Linked DNA regions of Homo sapiens: all the other regions are linked to region 2. The links are chromatin contacts, found by Hi-C in ENCODE. All regions are on one chromosome and are shown on one strand. The core of a region is the stretch at or near the end of the contact, and the rest is flanking DNA. Distances in the headings are between cores, read along the strand shown. Region 1 holds the start of SATB1-AS1 (SATB1 antisense RNA 1). Region 2 overlaps OXNAD1 (oxidoreductase NAD binding domain containing 1). Region 3 holds the start of SATB1 (SATB homeobox 1).

Evidence for each region. Hi-C counts contacts between places; a loop is a spot of excess contacts on that map. Pooled maps may share reads with other maps.
Region 1: a map of CD8-positive, alpha-beta T cell shows a loop between it and region 2 (4-fold over the local background). The contact joins the promoter of SATB1-AS1 here to the enhancer-like site in region 2. A Hi-C loop is called at or near these places in 3 of 168 maps with a recorded cell type or tissue (CD4-positive, alpha-beta memory T cell and CD8-positive, alpha-beta T cell) and 8 of 50 pooled maps.
Region 3: a map of naive thymus-derived CD4-positive, alpha-beta T cell shows a loop between it and region 2 (5-fold over the local background). The contact joins the promoter of SATB1 here to the enhancer-like site in region 2. A Hi-C loop is called at or near these places in 5 of 168 maps with a recorded cell type or tissue (CD4-positive, alpha-beta T cell, CD8-positive, alpha-beta T cell and naive thymus-derived CD4-positive, alpha-beta T cell) and 8 of 50 pooled maps.

What each region holds. Positions count from the first base shown.
Region 1 is chr3:18,443,927-18,446,626 of GRCh38, forward strand. SATB1-AS1 (SATB1 antisense RNA 1) reads left to right here and starts at 1,311. Exons shown (of 7, transcript NR_125803.1): 1 at 1,311-1,516. It also overlaps a transcript of SATB1 not described here. RefSeq lists a silencer at 1,217-1,436.
Region 2 is chr3:16,304,562-16,307,327 of GRCh38, forward strand. It overlaps OXNAD1 (oxidoreductase NAD binding domain containing 1), which reads left to right. Exons shown (of 9, transcript NM_138381.5): 9 at 1-1,526. Among named protein-coding and RNA genes, the nearest start is that of OXNAD1, 41 kb to the left of the region's middle. Within about 2 kb of position 1,374, at least 4 of the 41 ENCODE cell types and tissues checked have a DNase peak (open chromatin) inside an H3K27ac peak, as active enhancers do; they include CD4-positive, alpha-beta T cell and CD8-positive, alpha-beta T cell, where a contact is called at or near this core.
Region 3 is chr3:18,423,779-18,426,750 of GRCh38, forward strand. It overlaps SATB1 (SATB homeobox 1), which reads right to left and starts at 1,561. Exons shown (of 11, transcript NM_002971.6): 1 at 1-1,561.

The DNA.
Region 1 (2,700 bases), core at 61-2,560, 2.1 Mb after region 2:
CGAAATGAGGAGTGCCGCGGCTTTCAAACTCCGGGCTCCAACTTGAGCGCCCCGGCGCCCGAGTAGCTCCCGGGATGCAGAAGTTGCCACAAACTTCCCAGGCCCCTCTTCGCCGATGCTTACAATCAGCCGCGCAGGCAGGGAGCGGAGGGAGGCGGAGATGGACCGGGAAAGGATGCTGAGCAGACTCGCGATCCGGTGGGGGAACATTACCACTCCCGCAGCCCACTCCTCCAGGCACCTTACTGCCCGCCCGGCTCCAGAACGCACCGAGAGGCTCCCCTTTTCCCCATTTGCTTCCTTCGGTCTTTTCCACTCCCCTTTCCTTTTCTAAAAGGGGCCATACCGGTGACCTGAAGGAGTTTGTTCAGCCAGGGTCTATTGGGCAGGTGTGGTGGTGTGTCCACACCCAGACAGAAAACGAATGGCATCTTCAAATCCCCCATCCCGACCGCTCTCCCCTACTCTACCAGCCCACCCCTCCAAGGTCCGTCTGCGTGAGAAAAGGGGCTCGGAAGACCGTTGAAGCCCTGCGCCCACGAGAGGGGAGCCCAGCCGCCCCAATAGGGGACGAGGAGTGGGTGCTACGGAGAAGTTTGGATTGATTCCGGAAAAAGAGGGACAGAGATAAAACAGCAAGAGTAGCAAGGGGAAAAGGGAGGCAAAAGAGCAGAACTCACTCAGGCATGGACGTTGGGGGCGGCGGTGGCTGTCGAGTGCGGGCCTGAAACCAAGAACGGCTCCCCGGGCGGGCGCGCCGGCGTCGGACTTCCGAGGCGGCGGCTTCTGCCTCTCCTGCCGCCGCCGCCGCCGCCGGAGCTGCGGCTGCCGCGGAAGTTAATTGCAACTTGACTTCAAGTTGTCCTCTTTCCCCATACGAAGTGGGCGTTTAAAGGGGAGAGCGAGGCGAGGAGCGAGCGAGCGAGCGCGCGGGGCCAAGGGAAGGAAGAGAAGGAGGGGGAGGGAGGAGATGTTAACGGGCGGGGGGGGGAGAAGGGGGAGGGGGCGGCGGCGGGGGCGGGAGGGGGAAGGGGCCGGCGGGAGCTGCTCTCGTCTCGTCGGTCGCGGCGCCTGCAGTCTGGAGGCGCACCGGAGCGGCCGGGGCGTCCCCCGCGGGAGCCCGCAGCCACCCGGGACGCGCATCCAGACGTGGCGCTTCGGACCGGGCACGCTGCGCCCGGGGGCTCGGCGGACCCCGCGTAGCCGCCGCTTCGGAGCTTGTGCGGCGCGGGCTGGCCAGCGGGGCGGCCAGGGCCCGGCCCGCCTCCCCAGCGCCCGCCCGGCTTCTCCCCCTGGCGGTGGGAGCCTCGGCGGCCGCTGGCGACACTAGGCGCACTGAAGCCCGAGCCGAGCCGAGCCCGAGCCGCCGCCGCCGCCGCCGCTGCTGCGCACCGCTCCCGGGCTCCCTCCCAGCGCGCCGGCCGGGGTGTGGGGGGCGGCGGGCCGGAGGGGCGAGGGCGGGCCAGGGGGCGCACACGGGGGTTGGCGCGGAAGACAGGACCCTCAGCCTCGAGGGGTAAGTGTGGGCGCTTGGGGGTGCGCTTGGGGTGCGCGGCGCGGTTCTCGTCGCCCGCCAACCCTGCCCCCTCACCTCTCCGGGGGCCCCCAACACGCGCACTCCTCCTCTTGTCGCCTGCGGCTTCCTCTTGTTGCTTGTTGTTTGGCTGGGTTTTGGGGGGTGAGTAGAGGGGGTTACTGTAGTGTGTGTGCAGGCGGAGGAGGAAGTCAGGTGAGAGGCCGCGAAGCACCCCCACCCCAACCCAGCCTGCGTGGGGTGTATGCTTCCCCACTAGGGGCATTTGGGCCATTTTTTTTTTCTCCGTCAATGTTCGGTCGAGACGATGTTTCCTAGAGGGCCTCCTTCACTTACAGTCTGGTCTGTCCATCTCCCTTCATCCCACCCTCGTCCGTCTTAGCCCCTTGTCCAGGAGCCCTGCACCCCAAGTGAGGAGCACGTGGCGGAAGGAGGAGGAGGCCCTCTCTTGAAGACCCCCACGCTGTGACCCAGCCCATTAGTTTAAATATTTATCCTCACATCACCAGCTGTACTTTTCAACCCACTGGAACAAGACGCCTAGGCAAGGTCCAATTTCCCCAAAAAGCTGGGGGCAAAGCGGGAGAGATGAGGGTTTTATTGACATTGGGAGAGAAGGGGCCAAGGAACCTTCCCAAGTGGAGACTGAAACTCAAAAAATCTCTACAAAAAGACTAGGGTGACTGGAGGCTCAGGACTGCAGGCTTAGGAGAAACTGGAGCTCCATCAACTTTATTTCTCTCCCCCTGCCTCTCCTCCCCCCAGCTCTGAGGAAGCTAACAGGTCTTTTGTTTTGTATTGTGTAGCCTTTGGGAAATTTGCATTGAGTATGTCAACAGAAAATTACTACTGTTTACTCAAAGGGATTGCAGAAAGATAAAACATAGTAACATAGTTTTTACTTTTCCTCTTCTTTGTACGCTTGTGTGTATTTGGCAAGAAGTGTAGTTAGGTTCATGGCATGAACTGCAAAACGTCAGGTTGTAACAATAAGGACTGTAGAGCTGCCTAGGTGTATTTTTAGAAGCCGCACTTTCTTGAATTCCTTTCACACAAGGCTTGCTCTCTCATTAAGTCCCCATAAATAATTTTATTTAGAGAGGAGGAAACTATGGAAGCAGGAGGGAGATTGCTAAGATTTCCATCCTGCCAGCGCACAGCACTGT
Region 2 (2,766 bases), core at 124-2,623:
GCTCTGATGAAACTGCTAGAAAGCAGATTGTAGTTCTTTGTTTAGATTTTTAAAAATCCAAAAGAAGTCCTGACTGAGGCCAGGCCATTCCTTTTATGACAAGTAGTCCTGGGCCCAAGGTTGCCTGCATAGAGATCACAGGAGGGTGAAGGGAGCCTGGGAAGAAGGACAGATAAGTGCTGGAGACCTAGGAGCTCCAGTTGAGATTCTGTTCTGGAGCGGATGAGAGAAGACAGGTTACCCTTTCTTATCTTTGTTGTTGCAGGCCTCCCAGGGACTTGTGGGCTTGAACAGATATGATTCATGGGACCTGAAGGTGACTCTAGCTTCTGCCCAGTTTTGAGTTTTGTCAAGTTTTAAGCAGAGATCATTTGTCAACTATTTTGATCCCAGATTTGAATTTGGGGAGGAAGGGAGGAGCTACTGACCTGATGGGAATATCATAATCCATTCAAGGAAATGGTCATTAGTACCTCAGAGGTGAAGGGAATATGTGAAGCTCTGGATCACTACAAGGAGCCCTGACTTACCAGTTGGCCCCAAAGTGCCCAGGCTGAGGGCATAGGAGCATGATGAGATGCAAGGATGTGGGATTATCAAGGGGCACGTCTACTAACTGGTGAAGGCAGTCTGCGGGGGAGGACACCTAAAGGTATGCGGAAAGTACCTAACCCAGACCTCTCTGCATTAGGAGTGGAGGTGCAAAGTGAGCATCTCCAGTGCAGCATGGGATGGGAAGATAGGGAGGTGTCGCCCACTGTCTCGGTTTAGCCAGCACCACGGCTGGCTGTGTGCCTGCTACTGTCAGAGAGCAAGGGTCATCTGTCCTGCCCAGCTATGCCTGCCACCCTGTTGCTGACTCAGTATTGGCAGAATTGCTGAGATGGGCCAGGTCATCACCTTTGCCTGGAGTGTTCATCCTTTCAGTGCCATTATTCTGGTGCTAAGTGCTGAAGAACATTTTCAGGTCTAGCCGAGAATGTCCTCTTGCTCTTGCCTGCCAGGCCTGTCCAGATCTTTTTGGTACTTAAATTGAGCTAACTCCAGCCAGAGTGGCTTGGAATTCATAGTGCGGTGGCTCAGAGTATAGGCTCGAAAGCCCTTGAGCCAGATTGCCTGGGTTCAGATCTCACCTATACTACTTACTAGGTAGATGACCTTGAGCAAGTCACTTAACTGCTCTATGCCTCATTTAAAATTACATACAACTACATGTAAAAGGGAGATGATACTGCTGCCTACCTACCTACATGATAGGGCTGTTACGGGGATTGAAGGTGATCATACATGTAAAGTGCTTGGCAGAGCACTGCATGAGTGTGTTGTCGTTATTAATTTGCTATTCCTTGTCCTATTCAGAAAGGATTTCAAGAGGCTGGATGCCTTAGATGTGGTCTAACTTGAAACCTTCATGTGGGTGTGCGTCTGTCTTGTTTATTGCTGTGCCAGGCACAAAATAGGTATTTCATAAATATTTGTTAATATGCTCAGAGTTGATAAGCTGGATTAAAGTGACTTCTTAAGGATCCTCTGGCTCTATGAGTTTGAAAAAATGTTTCTTCTTTTGACATAAGACCCTTTCCCAGCCTACTCAAGGGACTAGGTTAGTCTGATATTTGTATCTTTCTCAGATTTTATTTATATTTTTTCAAACATATGACAAAGTAGAGATAGTAAAATGACTTCTCGTGCATCCATCACCCGGCTTCCATGACTAGCAGCATTCTGTTTTTGTCAGCCCTCAGCTTCTTTGTGGGGGTGTTCTTCTTGCTGGTGTGTTTTCAAGCAAAGCCTAGCAATTGTATCGTGTCACTTCTAAATTCTTCAGTATATATTTCTAACAGATACATCACCTCAGCACAACCACAATGTCATCATCATACCTAACACAAGTGACAATGATTCCTTAATATCCTCTAAGACCCTTCTGTGTTGTTTCCTCATGGCCTCAAAAGTCCGAATATTGCATTAGGTTAATGTCTTTTATTTTAATTAATTAATGGCACACTCCTTACACCCCCTACACATATACATGGACACTTTTTTTCCCCCATGATTCATTTGTTAAAGAAACTGACTTATTTGTTCTGTAGGCTTTCCCACATTTTGAACCTGGCCTATTGTATCCTCAGGGTGTTGCTTGATCCTCTCTCCTCTGTATTTCATGTAAACTGGTAATTAGATTTAGAACTTGTTTATATTCGGATTCAAGATTTTTTTTTTGCAAGCCTGTATTATAAAGTGGTGTGCTTCCTGTGGCATCACATGAGGCATATAATGTCTGTCCCACTTTTAATGCTGTTAAGATGGATCAGTGGTTTCAGCATTTGTCAGCCTGATTCATCCAATATAATGGTCTTCATCAAACTTTCACCTAATTGTTTTAGCAGCCATTGATCATTGCTGATAGCTATTTTTTCATTAAGGATTAATTATCCATTTCTGTTATTCTTCCTGTATATATTGTCTGTGATTGTTCCATATAGAACTTTCCCTCATCAGCTTTGATTCCCCTGAAATGAGTCTGTAAAGAAATGGCAGTATTGATGCTTGATTTCTTTCATTTATCAGTTAGCATACTATGAGTTGGTGCCTTAGCAACCTTTAGACGACCAGTGAGATTATTTAAAGTATCATTATGAACTCATGGCTTTTTATACATTTGATTGTTTTCATCCATTACAGTCAATTTTTTGATGTTCAGCTTGTTTTAGGTCGCCCCTGCTGTGTCAGTGGTTCACACTCAATCATGATGGTTGATGAGGT
Region 3 (2,972 bases), core at 311-2,810, 2.1 Mb after region 2:
CGACTTCCCCTGAAATTGTATTATTTTCCTTTCCCCTACCCCCGCCCCCCTAAGCGGGGGAAGGGCAGAAATAAACGTCTAGAAGAGTAGCCATGAGAAAGGGGTTTAAAAAAAAAATCACAATTCGAAAACCAACATATAGGGGTTTGTAAAATGTCTAACCTCAGAGAACAGGGTTTGCGATGGGGAGGAGGGGAGAGTGGGAAGCAGGGAGGAGGAAGAAGATAAAATTGATCTGACAAGTGATTCGTTGGGGGGAAATCGTAAAAACAAAGCAAAACCCGTTATGAGCTGTACACTGTGATGGTGCTGGGGAAACGACGTGGTGACTGAGGATTCTCTTAAAAAAAAAAAAATCACTGCGGACAAGGTCTCCAAAAAGGAAAAAAGGTCTCTTCGCGTCTCTCCCTCCCTCCTGCTCACTCGGGTTCTTCGGTGTGAGGACAGAAAGTCTACTTCTGGCTGTCACTTGCAATATTATTCTTCAATAACCCCGAATAACGCGCATTGGGAAGGCCACCTCGCCTCCCTTCCAATCACCCCCACCCCCCTCGCCAACAATCGCGACTAATATTAACAAACCTTAAACTTTTCCCCACAGCCTCGCACCCCCAACGAGGGCATCTAGCGGGGGACAGCGAGGGTGGGGGGCAGGGGGTCGCGAGAAAAGCCCCGGAAAGGCACTAAAATGCCACTTTTGATTCTGCCCTCGCTGACAACAGCCGCAAGGACCCTCTCCCTGCCCATTGACGCGGGGCTGTGAGCGTCTGGGGTCCCAGCAAGTGAGGAGAGAAGAGGTTCGGGGGGAGGGGGAGGAGGAGGAAGATCAGAAGGCACCCCCAGCCACCTCCACCGCCTAGGCAGCGACAAACTCCCCGCCCCCTCCCCCCAAAAAGTCGCCAAGCTCTCACTCGTCCAGAGTCCGAGGTAAACAACGAGCACCACAATGGCACTAGGACTTTGGGGGAAAAGAAACCCAGAAACCCCGACAAAACTGATCAGGAGTTTCCCGAAATGAAAGAGGGGGGCGGGCAGCGTCCTCTAGAGTCGCCCTGGCTTTCGGCTGGGCCCCCGGGCAGGATAGAGGGCGGCCGCGGCTGTTGTTGTTGTGACGAGGCCGGGTGTTGCTGGGTGGCACAGGGAGAGGTGTGTGTGTGTTTGTGTGTGTGCGTGAGTGTGAGCGCGAGTCCCCGGACGGGGCTGCTTCTCTCGCTCTCTCCCTCGCTAGCTCTACCCCTCGCTGCCGTCTCTGCCCCCATTAAATTATTAGTTGACTCATCCCGGCCGCTGTCGCTGCCGCCGCCGTGCCCCGCTCGGCTCCGCGCGTCCGCCCGGGCTGCAGCCCTCTCCGCCGCTGCTCCTGCTGCTGCTGCCGCCGCCGCCGCCGCTGCCGCTGTGGGTGCCTCTTCTTCCTCCTCCTCATTTTAATACAAAATCACCCCGCTCGCAGCCCCAGCCCCGAGCACGCAGCCTCCTCCCGGCCGCCCGCCGCCGCCCGGAGCCTTCCCCAGCGGGGCCGGCTCATCCGCCGCGTCCGGGGAACGGGAGCGAGCGAGAAAGTGGCGGCGGCGGCGGCGGCGGCGGAGGAGGAGGAGGGGGGAGGAGAGGAGGAAGGGGGTGCGGAGCCGAGGAGGAAGGCGGCGTGGGGGGGCAGGGTGCACGGAGCGGGCGGAAAAGGGATGGGGATTAAAACCCGGGCTGGAGGGCCGGGATTGGGGGAGGGGGCGGGGGCGGCGAGTTAAAAAGCCGAAAGACAAGTAACTAGTGAATGAGTGAGGGAATGGGGGGAGCGCACGATTTCCGGCCCCGGGCGCGCAAGAATTTGTAATGAGCTTGATTAGAGTGAGGCGGCCCGACATTTATTACACACAATACCCAGAATAACAGGGCGCTGTGCGAGGGCTAGCGCCGGCCGCCGCCAGACGCGCCAGGGAGGGCGCAGAGGGGAGGAGGAGAGGGGGCTTCCCTGGCAGCGTCCGCCGGAGCGGGGAGGGGAGCGCGCGGCGCGCGGGCGGCAGGGGCAGGTGTGTGAGTGGGAGGGAGGAGGGGCAGGACGGGCAGGACGGGCACGGGGGGCGGGGGGAAGGAAAATGACGGGGAGGAGGGGGCGAGGGCCAGGGGAGAAAACTAACCAACCACCCACACGCCACAAAAGCCACAAAAAGGAGTACGCCTGGAGCGTCGCAGAGGGACAGGCGAGGTGGGGGGACAGGGAGACGCACCGGCCCCGTGGGAGAAGGGCGCGGGTACGCAGGTGACAGGCGCTGAGGAATGAGGTAGGGAGCCATCAGGAAGTGGCTGGAGGGGTACAGACGGAAGGCAGTTCTCTCCGGGGAAGCGCGGAGGGTGCAGAAACGTGTACAGCAATAAAGGCCAGGAGCCTCGAAACGCTCGGAATGTTTATCCTCTAAGGAGGGTGGTCCTTAAACTATGAGGAGCCAACATTAGAAAGAACTGAGTAAGAGCGTTCTGTACTAGTCAGACGTTGGTTCAAATCGCCCTCACTTCTGAGCCATAGAATACTTTGGAAGAAGAAATACGTGGCCGAGTTAAACAAAATTTGGGTCACTTGAAAGAGACCTGACTTGTTATTATAAAGGAAAAGATGCCATCATTCTTCAAATAATTTACGCTAGGCAAAAGAGGAAAGTTTGGGTTGGTAAATACATCTGTTGTAGCAATAAACACTTCTGCTGTAATCTAGGGTAGGTTACCCAGTTAGATAAATGGTCATTACCACATAAGTATGATCCTATTATTTAGACAATCTATTAAATATAGTTCATGTAAAAATAAAGAATATTACAATGTAACCCAAAATAGAAATGCCTCATTTATCGCTTAGGTTTTAGTTCTACCATTTTAGCACCCTGAAGGCAGTTAATCATTAACAAAAAACAAGAATTATTTTTCAGAATTTGCTGGTAGGGAAAAGAGAAAAATCAGTCAGATAAACATTTTGTTACACATAA